Regions from separate parts of the Homo sapiens genome. Here region 1 is linked to region 2. Evidence: read pairs that join two places in POLR2A ChIA-PET (ENCODE). Cell type or tissue: MCF 10A. All regions are shown on one strand. Links, peaks and the distances in the headings refer to the core of each region. The heading gives the core; the rest is flanking DNA.

What was found. ChIA-PET counts read pairs that join two places held together with the same protein. Peaks named below come from ENCODE experiments on the same cell type or tissue, not always from the same donor. Only the 100,000 strongest peaks of a DNase experiment are listed, where the experiment ranks them.
Region 1: POLR2A ChIA-PET joins it to region 2 with 11 read pairs; 5 of 35 experiments call an interaction of 5 or more read pairs at or near these places.

The regions. Positions count from the first base shown.
Region 1 is chr12:6,994,498-7,002,497 of GRCh38, reverse strand. The region is part of intron 1 of LPCAT3 (lysophosphatidylcholine acyltransferase 3); the gene reads left to right. It also overlaps a transcript of EMG1 not described here. Among named protein-coding and RNA genes, the nearest start is that of LPCAT3, 20 kb to the left of the region's middle. In MCF 10A, for the core only: no CTCF peak of the experiment used is centred there; DNase peaks (open chromatin) are centred at 3,507 and 6,357.
Region 2 is chr12:6,920,156-6,929,427 of GRCh38, reverse strand. ENO2 (enolase 2) reads right to left here. Exons shown (of 12, transcript NM_001975.3): 9 at 7,646-7,847; 10 at 7,264-7,372; 11 at 7,026-7,084; 12 at 5,731-6,697. The coding sequence ends at 6,628. ATN1 (atrophin 1) reads right to left here and starts at 1,469. Exons shown (of 10, transcript NM_001940.4): 1 at 1,044-1,469. It overlaps LOC124902868 (a long non-coding RNA gene), which reads left to right and starts at 1,732. Exons shown (of 2, transcript XR_007063194.1): 1 at 1,732-1,901; 2 at 3,303-6,898. RefSeq lists silencers at 1,471-1,630, 1,811-1,860 and enhancers at 2,885-3,584, 4,285-4,985, 7,007-7,096. In MCF 10A, for the core only: a CTCF peak has its summit at 4,997 (motif pointing left); DNase peaks (open chromatin) are centred at 1,677, 3,417, 3,777 and 4,957.

The DNA.
Region 1 (8,000 bases), core at 1-8,000, 74 kb before region 2:
TAAAGACAAGAGAAATTACTCATGATAAGTGTTTGGAGGGGTTGGAGAGAAAACAGCTAATTAGGCACTTGGCAGTGTGGCAGGGCAACCTTTGGGCAACCCAGTCCAGATTAGGTTAGAAGAGGAGCACGGACCTTTTGTCCACTGCAAACCAGTGCCACAAATGAAGTGGGAAGAGACAGGTTACCACATACTGGTTGGACTTGAGAGAGAACCAGAAAGTGTACAATCCCATAAGCATAAAAAATGGGGATAAAACTTCAAGTGTATATAAGGGTAAGAACAGGAGGAAGCAGTAACAGAGAGGGCAGGAGAGAAAGATCAGAAGGAATCGGACGCCTGAGAAGAGGAACTGGGGGCTGAGTCCTGTCCTGGCCTGGCCGCTCCCCATTCCTCCCTCTGCCTCTGAGGGCTTCAGTTTTCCCAAGTGAGAAACAGCTGTGCTAGATTGCTTCTACAGTCCTTTCCACTCCTGGACCGAAACAGTTGCCCCTGCATCTAAAATACGTAGCTCTAGCATATAAAATGCAGGTTACCTCAACTCCCCCCCGACTCCCACATCTCACTCCCTTCCTTTCCCTGCCTGCCCTAATTCTGGCTGCGTTCTGTTCTTGCCTCATATGGACTCTTTTTCTCCTCCCCTTCTTTTCCAATGTCATGCAGTCTCTTAACACTGGGTTTCAACCACTATACAGAAAAATGTTAGTGAAAAAGGAAGAGGGGTTCCATGCTGCTTGATTCTCCCTAACCAGGCACACTAAACTAGGGGTGACAGTGTATCACAAAGTCCAGACTCACAGTCTTGCTGCCCCTTCTCCTCTTCAAAGTTTGTTTCCGAAGTACCACCCCTTGCACCTCACATCCCAGCCAACTCTGCCTACCTGTCAGCCCCAGCCCTCCTCAGGCCTGCCTCAGCCTCACAGCCAGGATCCTACCAACACCAACACCGCGCCAAATAACCCCTCCCAAAAGCCTCACCGGAACTAATCTGGGGACTCTGCCTATTATTAGGAACACCTTGGATGAAGCCCCTACCCGCAGAATTCTGGCAGTAGCAGCAGAATTTTCAGGCATGTGCCTAATTTTGTTGGGGTGGTGGTTGATTATTTTTTTTAAATCTAGGATTTCTGGGATCTGAAGCTTATACAATCTTGGATATCTTCTTTAAGAAAAAGAATACAAAAATATCTTCTATAAGTTTTACAAAAATATATGACCATGTGAGCACGTTGCTAGCTCCCGCCCCCACCCCACCCCCCAGAGCCTTGGAAGGGGAGTGAAACTGAAGCTTTTTTAGCTTCATGGCAAATATGCTTCTTCCTGAGAGTACTGGGTACATTCACAGACCTTTATTTTTTACTTTCTATAGATTTAATTTAGTTAAGTCAGTTCGAAGCGGGCAAAGGCCAAAATTTCTCACCCCTAGGTGGCTCAAATTTCTGAGCCTGAGATTTTATATCTTAAAATCCATTAAAAGAATACTCAATTTTCGGCCGGGCGCAGTGGCTCACACCTATAATCCCAGCACTTTGGGAGGCTGAGGCGGGCAGATCACGAGGTCAGGAGATCGAGACTATCCTGGCTAACACGGTGAAACCCCGTCTCCACTAAAAATACAAAAAAATTAGCCAGGCGTGGTGGCGGGCACCTGTAGTCCCAGCTACCCAGGAGGCTGAGGCAGGAGAATGGCGTGAACCCGGGAGGCGGAGCTTGCAGTGAGCCGAGATCGCGCCACTGCACTCTAGCCTGGGCGACAGCCGTCTCAAAAAAAGAATACTCAATTTTTAAGAAGTTAGGTGTAGGTATGCTTATATAAAATATTTAGACATGCATAAGTATTTTAAGTGGCCTGAAGGAAGTACATGTATGCTACTTTTGCAAATATTTTCGCTTTTTTTTTTTTTTTTTTTGAGACTGAGTCTCACTCTGTCTCCCAGGCTGGAGTGCAGTGGCGTGATCTCGGCTCACTGCAAGCTCTGCCTCCCGGGTTCACGCCATTCTCCTGCCTCAGCCTCCCGAGTAGCTGGGACTACAGGCATCCGCCACCACGCCCCGGCTTTTTTTTTGTATTTTTAGTAGAGACGGGGCGTCACTGTGTTAGCCAGGATGGTCTCGATCTCCTGACCTCGTGATCTGCCTGTCTCGGCCTCCCAAAGAGCTGGGTGGGCATGAGCCACCGCGCCCGGCCAAATATTTTCACCTTTAAGATGCCCTGCAAGATGGCTGGTATTTTCCCGATTTCAAAGATGAAGAAATTGAGGTTTAACGAATGTAAGTAGGCCAGGCGCGGTGGCTCACGCCTATAATCCCAGCACTTTGGGAGTCTGAGGCGGGCGGATCACCAGAGGTCAGGAGTTCAAGACCAGCCTGACCAACATGGTGAAACCCCATCTCTACTAAAAATACAAAAATTAGCCAGGCATGGTGGCACACGCCTGTAGTCCCAGCTACTTGGGAGGCTGAGGCAGGAGAATTGCTTGAACCTGAGAGGCAGAGGTTTCAGTGAGCCAAGACTGCACTACTGCACTCCAGCCTGAGGAACAGAGCGAGACTCTGTCTCAAAAAAAAAAAAAAAAAAAAAGAATGTAAGTAATTTGCCCAAGCTGCAGAGCTAAATTTTAAACTAGATAATTCTGATTCCAAAGCCCAGATAATCTGGCTAGAAGTTGCACCAGGGGATTCACTGATTTACAAAGAATTAGAATGTGATAAAATTCCCTGAGTACAGGCAAGTGTGATTTTTATCTTTGCTAGTAAAGCCATTTAGATGTCTTAAAGTGCCTCAATCTGTTGCACCTGTTCTACTAAAACAAAGAAATGAGTCAACGGCCTCTTTTAGCTTTAACATTCTCTCTGTCTATACATTTTTATAGAATAATTTTTAGTTATTGCAGCAGGTTTCACCAGTCAGCCAACGGGTGTGTATAACATTAATCACTAGCACTACACCTCAGAAGTCTTGCTTATTAAGAGCACTCAGCTTAAGTGAAGAAATTAAAGAATTTTGGTAGGCCTTTGGGACAGTTCAAGTTTAGGTTGTTTGGCTGGGTTGAGAGAGTAAAAAACTAACATTTCTTAACCTAACCCTTTTTCTTTCTTTCTCACAGGTAACAACTATCCAATAGCTTACCTTTAAAATGTCCCCTCTATTGTTCCTCCCTCAGACATTTTTGATCACTTGTCCCAGTTTCCATGAGTCCTGTATCACAGCTGTCACAATGCTTGAGCTATTTAGGTGGAGGTAACTTTCAGAAATGAACTGCTGAAGGGTGCAGAGTGCTCAAGAATTAGATTAACAAAGAAAGTACACCTAAATTTAGCATTAAAATGAACTTTTAAAATATTTTTCAATAGGAGGATAAGCAAACATAAAAATGGGTGTGCTTATGTCTATAAACAGGTGCTGGAGCATAGATTGTTATCTGGACATCAAAGAATAATAGAGCTGTAGCTTTAAAAGAGCACACAGCTGGTTATTAGTGATTCACTCCCAGGTCACTGCCAAGTGCCAAGGCATGTGGCAAGAATAGTAGAATGGAAATCAGGTGATGTGGATTCTAATTTGAGCTCTGCTCTGTTAACCTTGGGCATGCCAGTTATCCCCTTTGGACCTTAGTCTCTTATCTACCTAATGAAGGGTTTGGAGCAGGTAATTCTTCAGTTCTAAGTAAGAATCTGTATTCATGAATAACTGTTCAGCATATGACTCAGCCCAAGGTGTACAGGATTGCTGGAGTGTGGAAGGTATGTTGGCTCCTGCCTGTACTAGCAACAAGGCTTAATCTAGTGAACAGAAAGGATCAAAGGTGGCTATATCCCCACCTAAATGTCCATGATCTACAAGTGCTCTTCTAGCTGGCAGAGTGGGTCAGTAATGAGATTTTGTATCTCATTATATGAAGTTCTAAGCACTGAACCTAATCAGTTACCCATCACTTAAGTAGACAGTGTCAGGCAGAGCTTAACTCTCCTTCCTATTTTCCTTTGTCTTCCTTTTCTCTGTAAGTTCTCTAACATAAGGAACTTCCATTTTGGTGAAAGAATAGAAAAGTTGAGGGACAGGCCAGGTGTGTTGTAAGTAAGACTGATCCAGCTGATTGGTTTGCCATTTAGATTGCATGGCAGACATCTGCCATAAGCACTTAAAACACACCTTCAATAGGCATTAGAAAGCACACACACGGCCAAACATAGTAGCTCACACCTGTAATGCCAATACTTTGTGAGGCTGAGGCAGGAGGATTGCTTGAGCCCAGCAGTTCAAGACCAGCCTGGGCAATATAGCAAGATGCCATCTCTACAAAAAATTTTAAAATTATCTGAATGTGGTAGTACATTCCTGTGGTCTCAGCTACTCAGGGGTCTGAGGTCGGAAGATCACTTGAGCCCAGGAGATCAAGGCTGCAGTGAGCCATGACTGTGCCATTGCACTCCAGCCTTTGCGACAGAGCAAGACCCTGCCTCAAAACACACACACTGACTAGGGATGGTGGCTTATGCCCAGCACTTTAGGAGGCTGAGGCAGGCAGATCACTTGAGGTCAGGAGTTTAAGACCAGCCTGGCCAACATGGTGAAACCCTACTCTACTAAAAATACAAAAATCAGCCATGCGGCCAGGTGCAGTGGCTCTCGCCTGTAATCCCAGCACTTTGGGAAGCTAAGGCAGGAGGATCACCTGAGGTCAGGAGTTCGAGACCAGCCTGACCAACATGGTGAAATCCTGTCTCTACTAAAAATACAAAATTAGCCCCGTGTGGTGGCGCCTGCCTGTAATCCCAGCTACTTGGGAGGCTGAGGCAGGAGAATCACTTGAACCCAGGAGGCAGAGGTTACGGTGAGCCGAGATCACGCCATTGCACTCCAGCCTGGGCAACAAGAGCGAAACTCCATCTCAAAAAAAAAAAAAGAAAAGAAAATCAGCCATGCATGGTGACACACAGTTGTAATCCCATCTACCTGGGAGGCTGAGGCAGGAGAATCGCTTGAACCTGGGAGGCAGAGGTTGCAGTAAGCCAAGATTGCACCACTGCACTCCAGCCTGGGCAACAGAGTGAGACTGTGTCTTGAAACACACACACACACACACACACACACACACACACACACACACACACACATAATTTGCTGTTGTTTTGGGGGCATGGCGGCACATACCTATAGTCCTAGCTACTTGGGAGGCTCAGGCAGGAGGATCACTTGAACCCAGGAAGTTGAAACTGCAGTGAGCTGTGATTGTGCCGCTGCACTCCAGCCTGGGCAACAGAGTGAAGTACTGTCTCAAGAAAATAAAAAAATAAAGAAATAAAAACATAAGGTTTAGATGGCAACTTTAAAATGTGAAAGGAGGATATACAGTTTTTCAAAATTCTTCTAGGAGCTATGCCAGCAAAAAGGTTTGAAGACCTGAAGACCATTATATCAGTGGCATAAACATCTTTAATTTGTCCTTTTCCTTCTCCTACACCTAGTCAATTGATTTTTTTTTTCCCATTTATCAATTTCAGACTCTGCCTGGTTTTTCACTTTCCCATCCATTTTGTTACAATATTTTTCCTCCCTTGAAATTAGCCCAGTCTCTTGGAGTGAATGCCCCATGCTCCTTCCTACCGCTGTGTCTTTACTACATTATCCTCCCTTGGAATGCCGTCATCTCTTCTCTGTTCAAGAACTACTTCTCCCGACCACTGTGGTCGAGATTGATTTCTCTTTAACCTCTACAACATTGGCTATTCCATACAGTTAGCCCTTAGCATAGAACATCATTGTTTGATTTTGCTCCTTAAGAATAGAAAGCACCTCTTAAAATTCTACCATATTCCCCCAATGCCTAATGCAATGCTAACCACATAGTGAGTGCTTAATAAATATTGTATTGACTGCCTAGAGTACAGAGCACTTGTTCACTCATTGTTCGGCCATTCAGCTAATACTTTTTGAGAAATTTTGTGTACCAGGAACTGTACTATGCACTGGGGTACGGTAGGGACTAAAGTAGATGATAATCCCTGCTTTGAAAGACTGAAAAGTAAGATATATGGTATGTCAAAAGGTAATAAGTACTGAGAAGAAAAATAGAAAAAGCAGGAAAGAAGAACAAGAAGTGTGTGATGGGGGAGGGTTACAGGGTGGGGAGGGGTAGTGTTGTATACACTTCTAGATAAGATAGGGAAGTCCTCACTGATACTTATGGTGACATTTTACAAAGGACCTGAGGTGTAGGAAGGATTTGAGCTTATCTGTGCAAAGAGCCTTCCAGGCAAGGAACTTACCATGTGAAGGCACCAAGGCTGGACCTGCTTAACATTCCAGGAAGGGAAAGCTTTGGGGCTGGAGCAGAAGGGTAGAGGCCAGATTGAGAGATGAGTCAGAGGACAGTGGGGCCCGGGCAGAGGGACAGAACCTGCGGGTGCTGGCAATCAGCCTTTTGATCTGAGTGAGAATAGAGGCCTTGAGAGGGCTTTGAGCAGAGGAGTGACCTGCTGACTTAAGTTGAATAGAACCCTCTAGATGCTTCATTAAGGCTAGACTGAAGGGAGGCAAAGGCAGGGTGAGATCAGTCAGGAGGCAAGTATATAATGATAATACATTGAATATAATAATGATATATTAATAATAATAATCCAGAGATAGTGGCAACTCAGACCAGGGGAAGCAGTAGAGGCGGAGAGAAGTGGTCAGATTTTGGATTTATTTTGAAGGTAGAACAGACAGGATTGCTGACTCTGTTGAGTAGTCAGCTGGGAGCTATTGATGGTTTCTGAGCAGGAGCTGAAGGAAGATTACCCCGGTATAGGACTGCTGGGAAGACGTGGTGCAGGCAGAGATCAGGTAGGAGGCCATTGCAAGGATTTAAGGGTGAGATCCATAAGGGTTTTAACTGCAAATCAGCAGAGGAAAAAGGGAGTGGTGATGGTCATGGTGACAGTGATGGTGAGAGAGACTGGAAAGGAGGAATCAACAGGATTTCATGACTAGATAACAGAGAACCAATATGAAGAAGGAAAACACTTTTTTTTTTTTTTTGAGACGGAGTCTGGCTCTGTTGCCCAGGCTGGAGTACAGTGAGACGATCTCAGCTCACTGCAACCTCCGCCTCCTGGGTTCAAGCGATTCTCCTGCCTCAGCCTCCTGAGTAGCTGGGATTACAGGCATGCACCACCACGCCCGGCTAATTTTTGTATTTTTAGTAGAGATGGGGTTTCACCATGTTGGTCAGGCTGGTCTTGAACTCTTGACCTGGTGATCCGCCTGCCTTGGCCTCCCAAAGTGCTGGGATTACAGACGTGGAGCCACCATGCCCTGGCAGGAAAACACACTTTTGAATGTTGTGTGACCTGGAGAATGGTAACACTGTTAATTTAAAAAAAAAAAAAAAGCCCAGAGAAGGCTGATTTAGGGAGAAATTTATGCCTTAGTTATACAGAGTTTGAGATGGTAATGAAATATCAAATTAAAACTGTCCAGCAAGGAAGTAGGAAATGTGGAACTGAAAAAGAAGTTAGAACTAAAGATGTGGATCTGTCTTTGGCATAAAGATTATATTAAGTTACTTGAGAGTAGATGAGTTTCCAAAGAAGCAGTGTAGCAAGAATAGTGGAGGGCCAAGACTGGATCCTGGGGGTCAGCAACATCTAGGAGCCAGAAAAAATGCCTTCGGTGAAAGAAACGGAAAGATGGGTCTATTCAAATTGTAGTCAGCCAACCCATGCCAGAAGTAAGCACAGAAAGTAAGAGTGAACATTGGCCAAGCACAGTGGCTGATGCCTGTAATCCCAACACTTTGGGAGGCCAAGGCGGGCAGATTGCTTGAGCTCAGGAGTTCGAGACCAGCCTGAGCAACATGGTGAAACTCCAACTCTACAAGAAATTAGCCGGTCCTGTGCACACCTGTAGTCCCAGCTGCTAGGGAGGCTCAGGTGGGAGGATCACTTGAACCTAGAAAGTTGAGGCTGCAGTGAGCTGTGAGCATGCCACTGCACTCCAGCGTGGGCAACAGCCC
Region 2 (9,272 bases), core at 678-8,677:
CTACCCTCCTATAGCACCTCAGGTAAGGGAGCTTGAAGGTACCTACCCTAGTCAAAATAAGCCCATGCACAAAGGGAGATCTTTGAGCTCAAAGCAGTAACTAAGGCCTCCCTATATAGATCACAGCTCCAGGGGCAGCGGACGCTCCGGAAATTGGAGGGTGGAGGGTGGAGGTCGCAACTTGCCTGGAGTGCCTGTAAGGTTGCTCAATTCTCCATTTCCATCCTCCCAGAACCCCTTTCTTCCCAACTCCCCCTTCTGTGTTCCTGTTTTCCTCCTCACTAGTTTTGGGATAACCCACACTACTGGGCCCCAGTGCCCTCTCCAAGAAATAACTATGTCTGGGATAGGGAAAACAGGGTCAGAGGTGACCTGCAGTAGGGGAATGAAAACCGTCACAAAGACATGGCCTTCCCTCTTCCACGCTGGAAAACCTCCGGCTCTTCTCAAAAATGGACCTCTCTTTGCCCAAGCCTCCGTCTCCCCCAGGTTCATCAGCCACAATCCCTCTTTCCACCTACCACACCCCTTTCCCGTTTCCCACTTCCCGTCTATTCCTAAAGCCCCCAACCCCAGGCTCCGGAACCCGTGTTCTGGTCCTTTGGAGCTTTTTCCTGGAGGCTTCATGCCCCACCTCGCTGCCATCTCTCCTATCCATTCTGCCTTCGCCCGGAACCCCACTCACAGCATCCCCCGTTTTCCTCCGCCAACCCCGGCCTCGATGTTCCTCCTCTTTTGAGTCTGCGGGTCCCGGATACCCTCTGGCCCCACAGGCCTCCTCCGGAGACCCTCCCTCCTTCCCCACCTTCCCGATCCTCCCGAAACCCTGGCCCCCGACTCTCCTCGGCGGGCCCCACCCCCTGAGCCCCCGGCCCTCAGGCCAGGCAGAGCCCGCAGTGGGGGGACGGGATTGGGAAAATAACAAATGGAGGCGGCGGCGGCAGGAGGGGGAACTGGGAGGGGTGGGGGTGGGGAGCCGCAGGCCGGAGCCCGGGCGGGACAGAACCCCGCGGGCCCGGGGCCCAGGCGGCCGCAGACCTTACCTGCTGGTAGCTCGGGACGGCTGGCTGGCTCCGAGCGGGATTCCGGGCTCCGGCGCCTCTGGGGGGCGGCGGCGGCAGCTCCCCCGCCCCCCTCTCCTCTTCTCGGCCTCAGTCGCCGCCGCGACGACGGCGGCGGCGGCCCCGACCCCCCCGGAGGGCGGCCCCCATCCCCCCTTTTCCCCGCCTGGCCCCAATCGCCCGCCGGCCCCCGGAGCAAACCCCGATCCCCGCTCTGCTCCCCACCTCCCCGGGCTCGCCGCCTCCCCCTGGCCGCCCGGAATGCCCCGGGCCGCGCCGCCCGCCCCCGCCGCGCCGCCCGGCCCCGCGGCCCGCCCGGCCCTCGGCGCGGTTCCGACCCGCCGCCGCCCGCGCCCGCCTAGCGCAGCCCGCACCCGCGCGATCCCGGGCCCCTCGGCCGCCTCGCCCGCGGCCCCCGCCCCTTCCCCGGCAGTCGGCTCCCTCTCCCCCCTCCTAGCCCCTCCCCGAAGCCGCGGTCCCTCCGAAATGGCCCGGCCCGAGGCCCCGACCCGGCGCGGGGCTGCGGACGGGCTGGGCGGTGCGTCCGGCGACTCGCACAGGAAAGCGGACGGCGAAGGGAGGGAGCCTGGGAGAGGGGGATGGGAGAAGGGAGGAAGAGGGAGAAGGAGGGAGCGCGGAGGAACGGAGGAGAGAGGGGCCAGGAGGGAGACGCGAGGGAGGGAGCGCGAGGCAAGCCGCGAGGGGGGAGAGAGGGGGAGCCGGAGAGGGGGAGGCGCAGCGCGAGTTGGCCGAGGCCGAGGCCGAGGGGGCCGGGGCGCGGGGAGGGCTAGCCGTGGCGGAATGTGGGGAGCCCGCGGGCCCGGCGCGGGAGAGGGCTAGGTAGGAGGGGCTGTGGGTGGTGAGGGCAGATGAGGGGAGGCTGAAGTTTGGGGGCGAGCGGGTCTGTGGCAGAGGTGAAGTGGGAGGAGTTTGGGGGATCCTGGGGTAGAGATTGGGATAATGGGATTGGATTGGAAAGATGGAGCTGCCTGGGGGCTTTGTGGGTGCCTGGTGAGAAGTGAGAGAAGCTTGGGGTGAGGGATCTGTGGCAGAGATGGAGCCAGACGGGTTTGGGGGCTATTATCAGAGAGAATGGGATGGAAGTTTGGGGTCATAAGGAGAGAGAAAAATTGAAAAGATGACATATATAGAAAGATGGGGCTTCTGGAAAAAGTAAAGCTTTTGGGGGTGATTAGTGTTGACAAAAGAGTCATAAATATAAGAATTGGGGGTGGGGGGATGAAGGAATGCTGGAGAGAGAGAAGTCCAGAGGAAACGTCAGTGAGGAGAGAGAGGAGGGAACGCGTGAGGAACCTTAAGAAGGGATGAACGAGGTGGGCCCAGGTGCCAATTCTAGGGAAAATAGGTTCTGGGTGAGAAAGGAGGGCTCTGGATGGGAAAGAAGGGTGGGAGACACCGGGCTGGCTGGATCCTGGGGGTGGGGGCTCCCAGTAGAGCCGAGGAGGGTTTACTTGGGCGGGCAGAATGGGGAAGAGGGGGATAAGAAGATTGGAAGGAAATGTAAGCTGAACAAGGCCTATGGCTGGCGGCAGTATGGAAGAGGAAAGATCATGGATGGGAAAAGAAAATGGAGATGGGGCCGGTGCGGGGGCTCACGCCTGTAATCTCAGCACTTTCGGAGGCTGAGTCGGGTGGGTCACTTGTCAGGAGTTCAAGACCAGCCTGGCCAACATGGCGAAACCCCGTCTCTACTAAAAATACAAAAATTAGCCGGGTGTGGTGGCGCATGCCTGTAATCCCAGCTACTCAGAGGCTGAGGCAGGAGAATCCTTGAACCTGGGAGGCAAAGGTTTCAGCAAGCAGAGATCGCGCCACTGCACTCCAGCCTGGGAGACAGAGCGAGACGCCGTCTCAAAAAAAAAAAGAAAAAATGGAGATGGGAAACGAGGGCAGTTAAAGGAAATGACAGATGTGGGAGCGGGGGGAGGTTGCTGGCAAGCTCATGGGTAGATAGGTAAGGGATACAGCTTGGAGGAGTGAGACACCATCCTCAGGCCTTCCATCTAGTGGCATCTCCATTTTCCTTCTCAAATCTGTTGAAAGTCATCACTAAAGATCCCCTGGGTCACAGGGAAGCAGTCGGGTGAAGACTGGGCTTAATGTGGACCCAAATCCCTGGGTATCCTTGTTGCTCAATCCCACTTGTTCTAAGGTGGAGACAGTCCCCACCACAGACTGCAGGCTCCTCCCAACCCTTCCTCTCCCTCCCCTGCTCTCCAGGTAGCCTCTGGCAGTCAGTCTGCTCCCGGCCGTGAAGCCAGCACCTCCGCCAGCCCACCACCAGTTCCTTCTCCTGGGCTCCCTCCTGGCCCTCCACCAAGCGGCAACATCTCCCAGGACAAAGGACACAGGGTGATTTTTGGCAGCAGAAATTGGGAAGGCCAGAGAATGGGAGGGAGGCAGGCTGGCAAGCCGGAAGAGCTGGAGCTGGAGTGTGGATTAGGAGCCCTCAGTAGAGCTCCAGATTTGGGGTGGGGGTCGGGTACTTGTGGGGCCAGTCTTGCTGGAGGCTAAGGGTGGGCCCTGAATTGGCAAGATCCCACCTGCCTTCAGGGAAGGAAGGAGGTTAGCTCTGGAGCAGCTCAGTAGATTTTTGTCTCACAATTCCTTGGGCCAGATTCAACAAAGTTCTGGGAATACTCAAAAGCTCTAAACAAGATTCCAGAGCACTGGGGAACTGGGCGCAGGAACAGGAACACTTCCTTGGCCTGGGAATGAGTCATCACTCTGAAGTCCCTTGAATTGGTTGGCACTCACTTTACCACTCCAAGCACACCTTCCTCCCAGGGCCTCCCTGAGACCAGGCCAGCTCCCTGTCTCCCTGTGCACCCCGACTCCCTTCCTCTTGCTCTAGGGTAGCTGCTGCTCCTCCCCACCCCTGACTTTGTTCCAGGGCTCCCCCTTTCCCTCTCACCCTCTCTCCCCATGGCATTTCCTCTCTTTCTGTACCACTCAGTTCAGTCTCCCACTGGGCCTTGGCTCAAGCCCTTTCCAAATCCCTTCCAGGCTGAGCTCTTCTCCCTTGTTTTTTAATCACTAAGGAATGGGCTACAATGGATACTAAAAGAAAAATTTAGGCATATGTGGGGATAGGGGATGGTGAGAGTCACAAAAGAAACCATTGTCTACCCTCTCCCATTCCTCCCCTACCTGAGGGCCAGGCTTATAGTCCAGCTGCAGGGGACATCTCTCTCTCTCTCTCTCACACACACACACACACACACACACGCACACGCACACACACAGCCCCAGCCATCCCTCACCCCAGCTCCCTCTCTGGCTCAGCCCCCCACAACCCATTGGTCTCCAGGCAACGGCACAAAGGGAAAGTGGAGAGAAGGGCCTGGGAGGCCCAGGCAGAGCTAGCTGTAACCCAATCCAACCCCGATACTTTGGGGGTTGGGGGGCCAGACTGTCAGAGAAGGCGACCTGGTGAGGAGGGATGAAAGAAAGGACAGAGGCTAGGAACTAGGCTCAAACTAGGATAGTCCTGGTCAGTCTGGGAGTTACTAAGGTAAGATGGGTATCAGGGACCCCAGAGAAAACTGAGAGGCACAGAGGAAAGTACAGGAAACCCCAAGGGAGGCATAAAGGGTCGCCAGGAGAAAAGGGAAAGATGAGATGCCCACACTGAAACTAAAAGGCACAGAAATGGAAAGGGGGCATGAGGCTCTTTGAACTGAAAATGGCTGAGGTGTCAGGGACCCGGGAAGGAGGGCAAGAAAAGAAATGGGCCCTACCCATACAGAACTAGAACCTATTTTAGCCTTGGAGCTGGGCAGGATGGCAGAGGGAGCCAGGACCAGACCTTCGCAGAAGCAGAGCGGGAGGCCCGCAGGGGACAGCCTTGAAGTTCCTCCCACTTGGCGTCCAGTATGGCGTCCTGCAAAACTCTGACTCCCTCTAGTGGTTAGATCTCCCATGTGCAAACCCTATCTGTGGGACGCAACCTTGCATCCGAGCCACTAGGAAGGGATTTGTCCCCCTCGGGGGTACCTAGAATGAGCATCTCAACGCTGAGGCCCCATAAGAGTTAACGAGTTATAGCTAAGGAGTAGTACGTCTCTAGCCACATATTGGAAACCTACTGTTAGTCTGACCCAGCCAGGGTTCTGTTAAGCACTTTTGTTCCTGAATCTTCAGTTTATTGAGGACTCTGTTTCCTTAGGTCCTTCCGTATACTACCCCCGGAACCATTCTTCCTTCCCATTTCCCCATCTTGCAGTGGGTGATGGCCATGAAGTCCTGTTCCATTCGAGAACCAGCCAGGGTTTTGTTGGCAGAGGCCCAGTACAGGAGCTGCTCCAGTCCACAAGCCCTTTGGATATGAAAACACCTTAGACCCCCTTTCCCCCAAAATGCGCGTGCACACACACACACACACAAAATATTTTATGCTTTTAGGGGCTCTTGAACCCCTTAATTCACCTGCGTCTGGGAGCCAAGCCTTCTGCTAAGAAAGCAGGGGCCACATGCACCCCACCTAGCCAGAATGGGGTAGGCAGTGCCATCATCTCGGCCATATTTGTTCAGTTTGTCTTCCTCTTTTTGTGCCCCCCCAGCTCTGCTATCCAGTTTCACCAGCTTCCAGGTGCTCCATCTTCTCTCCCCTCATAGGGACTAGAGTAAGACTCCTTAGACACAACAGTGCACTGATTCAGACTTTAATGGAGGTGCTCATTTCAATGCCACAGAGGTGGTGGCAACTGTGGAACGTGGCATGGGGAGTGAGAGGTTGCTCTGGTGCAGCTGGAGGAAGAACAGGGAACCTAGGGTTGGGGAGAGATGTATAGAGGAAAACTCCCCCAGGCACACAGCCTCCGCTCTGGACCAACGCAGGCTTCAGTGAGTACACACAAAGGAACTGATGTCAAGGCCCTTTCTATGACCCTTCCCATTCTAGCAAGACCTCCCACCCCAGTCATCTTGGGATCTACAGCCACATGAAATACAGACACATCGTTCCCCCAAGTCAGGCCAGTTTTAGGCCATTGAGTTATGGGGAAATGATTAATGGGATGAATGAAAAACAAATAAAATAAATAAATAAATAAATACACTAAAGCCTTATTAGCCAGGCGTGATCACATGCCCAACACTCCCCTCCATCCCAGCACTATGCACAGTTCACGGCTCATATGCAAAGTGGAAGACACGTGGGACAAGAGCAAAGCACAAGTGACACATGGTCCCTCTCTAACACCTCAGCACACCAACCCTGACGCTCCCATCACAGATGCTGATCATTCTTCCACGGACCCCCTTTTATAATAATCCTCATTCACATTTCTAGTTTCTGAGGGAAGAGAGAAAGAGAAAGGAAGAAGTGGAAAGTGCGGAACCCCAATGAGTAGGGCACAGAAAGGAGGGCGAGCAGAGACAGCAAGAGGTCAGGTAAGCCAAGGAGCAGCGGAGCAGGTCAATCAGGGAAGTTCTGGGCACCCTGGGGCTCAGGGGATCTCAGGGGGTGAACTATCACAGATCAGGACAGCAAGGTTCCAGGAGGATGAGACAGAGGTTCCACGTCTCCAGGCAAGCAGAGGAATCACAGCACACTGGGATTACGGAAGTTATGTCCGGCAAAGCGAGCTTCATCCCCCAGCTCTTCCTCAATTCTGAGAGAGATGAACCACAAAGGAAGTGGTCAGGGATGCAGGAGGATCCTGCTTCTCTCTCTAGGGGTCCCCCAGACTCCAACCACCCCCACACCACCTGCTTTTGTGTCCTGCCCCAAGGCTTAGCATTCCCTGGCTTTCCCATGTGATCTCTGGGATTTGTCAATCAGGCCATCAATAAACCCAGGAAGCAAAAACCAATATTATCTGTTGGACTGTTATCCAGGAAATGGACTGTTATCCAGGCCCTTGGTGCTACAGATGGTCTGGCAGGCAAATGGGGCCTTTAGCCATCTGGGCCAGGGGCTCCCACCCCAGGGACCCTCACCTCATGAGCTGGTTGTATTTAGCCAGACGTTCAGAACGGCACGGGGCACCAGTCTTGATCTGAAACATTTCAAAGGATTTGCAGCTCAGTGACTGCCCTCTCACCCCTGAAAGGAAACTTCTGCTCTCCTGAAACTCCCCTGACACCCTCAAACACCTGGAAGGAGAGACCAGGTGGGTGAGCTAGAAATACCAATCCCACAGAGAGTTCTCTTCACTCACCAGGCTGCCTCACTCACCTGGCCTGTGCACAGCCCCACCACCAGGTCAGCAATGAATGTGTCCTCAGTCTCTCCTGAGCGATGACTCACCATGACCCCCCAGCCATTCTCCTGGGCCAGCTTGCACCTGTATCCACACACAGCACTGATTCTCCAGCTCTCACACTGGGCACTCTCTTCCCAGCCCCAACCTTGGTCTATGTCAGGAAACATCTAGGGGAAAGCTATCTGGGAGGGGAGCAGAGAATCAGGGGTGGAGGGGCAGAGGTGAGAGAACTGTGAGGATGATTCCAGGTTCCCCGCTCTCTTTGGCACCCCTGGGTAGAATTAGGCTGGAGCACTTGCAAAAGGAGTCTTATAGAAACGAGGACCACACAGGAGAGGGCCAGAAGTCACTCACGCTTGGATGGCTTCAGTGACCGAGCCGATCTGGTTGACCTTGAGCAGCAGACAGTTGCAGGCCTTTTCTTCCACTGCCCGCTCAATACGTTTTGGGTTGGTCACTGTCAGGTCATCACCCACAATCTGGATCCCTACATTGGCTGTGAACTTGGACCAGGCAGCCCAATCATCCTGGTCAAATGGGTCCTCAATGGAGACCACTGCAGAGAGAGCATGGTGGGGAGGGGGGAGGTGTTCATCTTCCCTGGGTCTCTACATCAGGCAGGAACATGCCCCTTTATTCCCTGAAATGGACAGGCCCTTGGTTAACTACACCTGCTCATCCTTGCTAAGACAAATCCCCCCAGTGTAAGCCTGCCCTAACTGATTCTTAACTTTTTTTTTTTTTTTGACAGAGCCTCATTCTGTCATCCAGGCTGGAGTGCAGTGGCACAATCTCAGCTCACTGCAACCTCCACCTCCCCAATCAAGTGATCCTGCCACCTCAGCCTCCTGAGTAGCAGGGACTTTAGGTGTGTGGCACCACACTCAGCTAATTTTTAAAATTTTTGTAGAGATGAGGTCTCACTGTATTGCCAGGCCAGTCTCGAACTCCTGGATTCAAGCAGTCCTCCTGCCTCGGCTTCCCAAAGTAATGGGATTACAGGCATGAGCCACCACGCCTGGCTCCTGATTCTTATTTCATAAAACCTTACATGGAGAGGCCAGGCACAGTGGCTCATGCCTGTAATCCCAGCACTTTGGGATACTGAGGTGAACGGATCACTTGAGGATAGGAGTTCCCTGGCTAACATAGTAAAACCCCATCTCTACTAAAAATACAAAAATTAGCCAGGCATGGTGGTGCACGCCTGTAATCCCAGCTACTTGGGAGGCTAAGAGAATCGTGCAGTGAGCAGAGATCTCACGCCACTTCCATAGGCTGGGCACAGTGGCTCATGCCTGTAATCCCAGCACTTTGGGAGGCCGAGGCATGCAGATCACTTGAGCCCAGTAGTTTGAGACCAGCCATGAGCAACATGGCTAAACCCTGTCTCTACAAAAAAAAAAAAAAAAAAAAAAAGTTAATTAAAAGCAAACCAGCCAGGCGTGGTGGCTCACGCCTGTAATCCCAGCACTTTGGGAGACCAAGGTGGATAGATTACCTGAGGTCAGGAGTTGGAGACCAGCCTGACCAACATGGAGAAACCCCTGTCTCTACTAAAAATACAAAATTAGCCAGGCATGGTGGCACATGCCTGTAATCCCAGCTATTCGGGAGGCTGAGGCAGAAGAATCGCTTGAATCCGGGAGGTGGAGGTTGTGGTGAGCCGAGATGGCGCCATTGCACTCCAGCCTGGGCAAGAAGAGTCAAACTCTGTCTCAAAAAAAAAAAACAAAACAAAAAAAACAACCCCACCCCCCCCCCAAAAAAAATCTTCCAGTAACAAGGGTTCACAACCTAGCTTTGCATTTTCCTGTTCTCACTGCCAGCAAGCCCTTCCTCATTGCTAATCCAAATCCTTAATTCTGCAATTATGTTGATTTTCTTTCGCTCTGTGTCAGGAAGATGGCGACCAACTGCCTCCATCCTGAGATAAAGGCCCTGGGCAGACTTGCAGAAGCTAATTCAGTCCCCCTCAGCC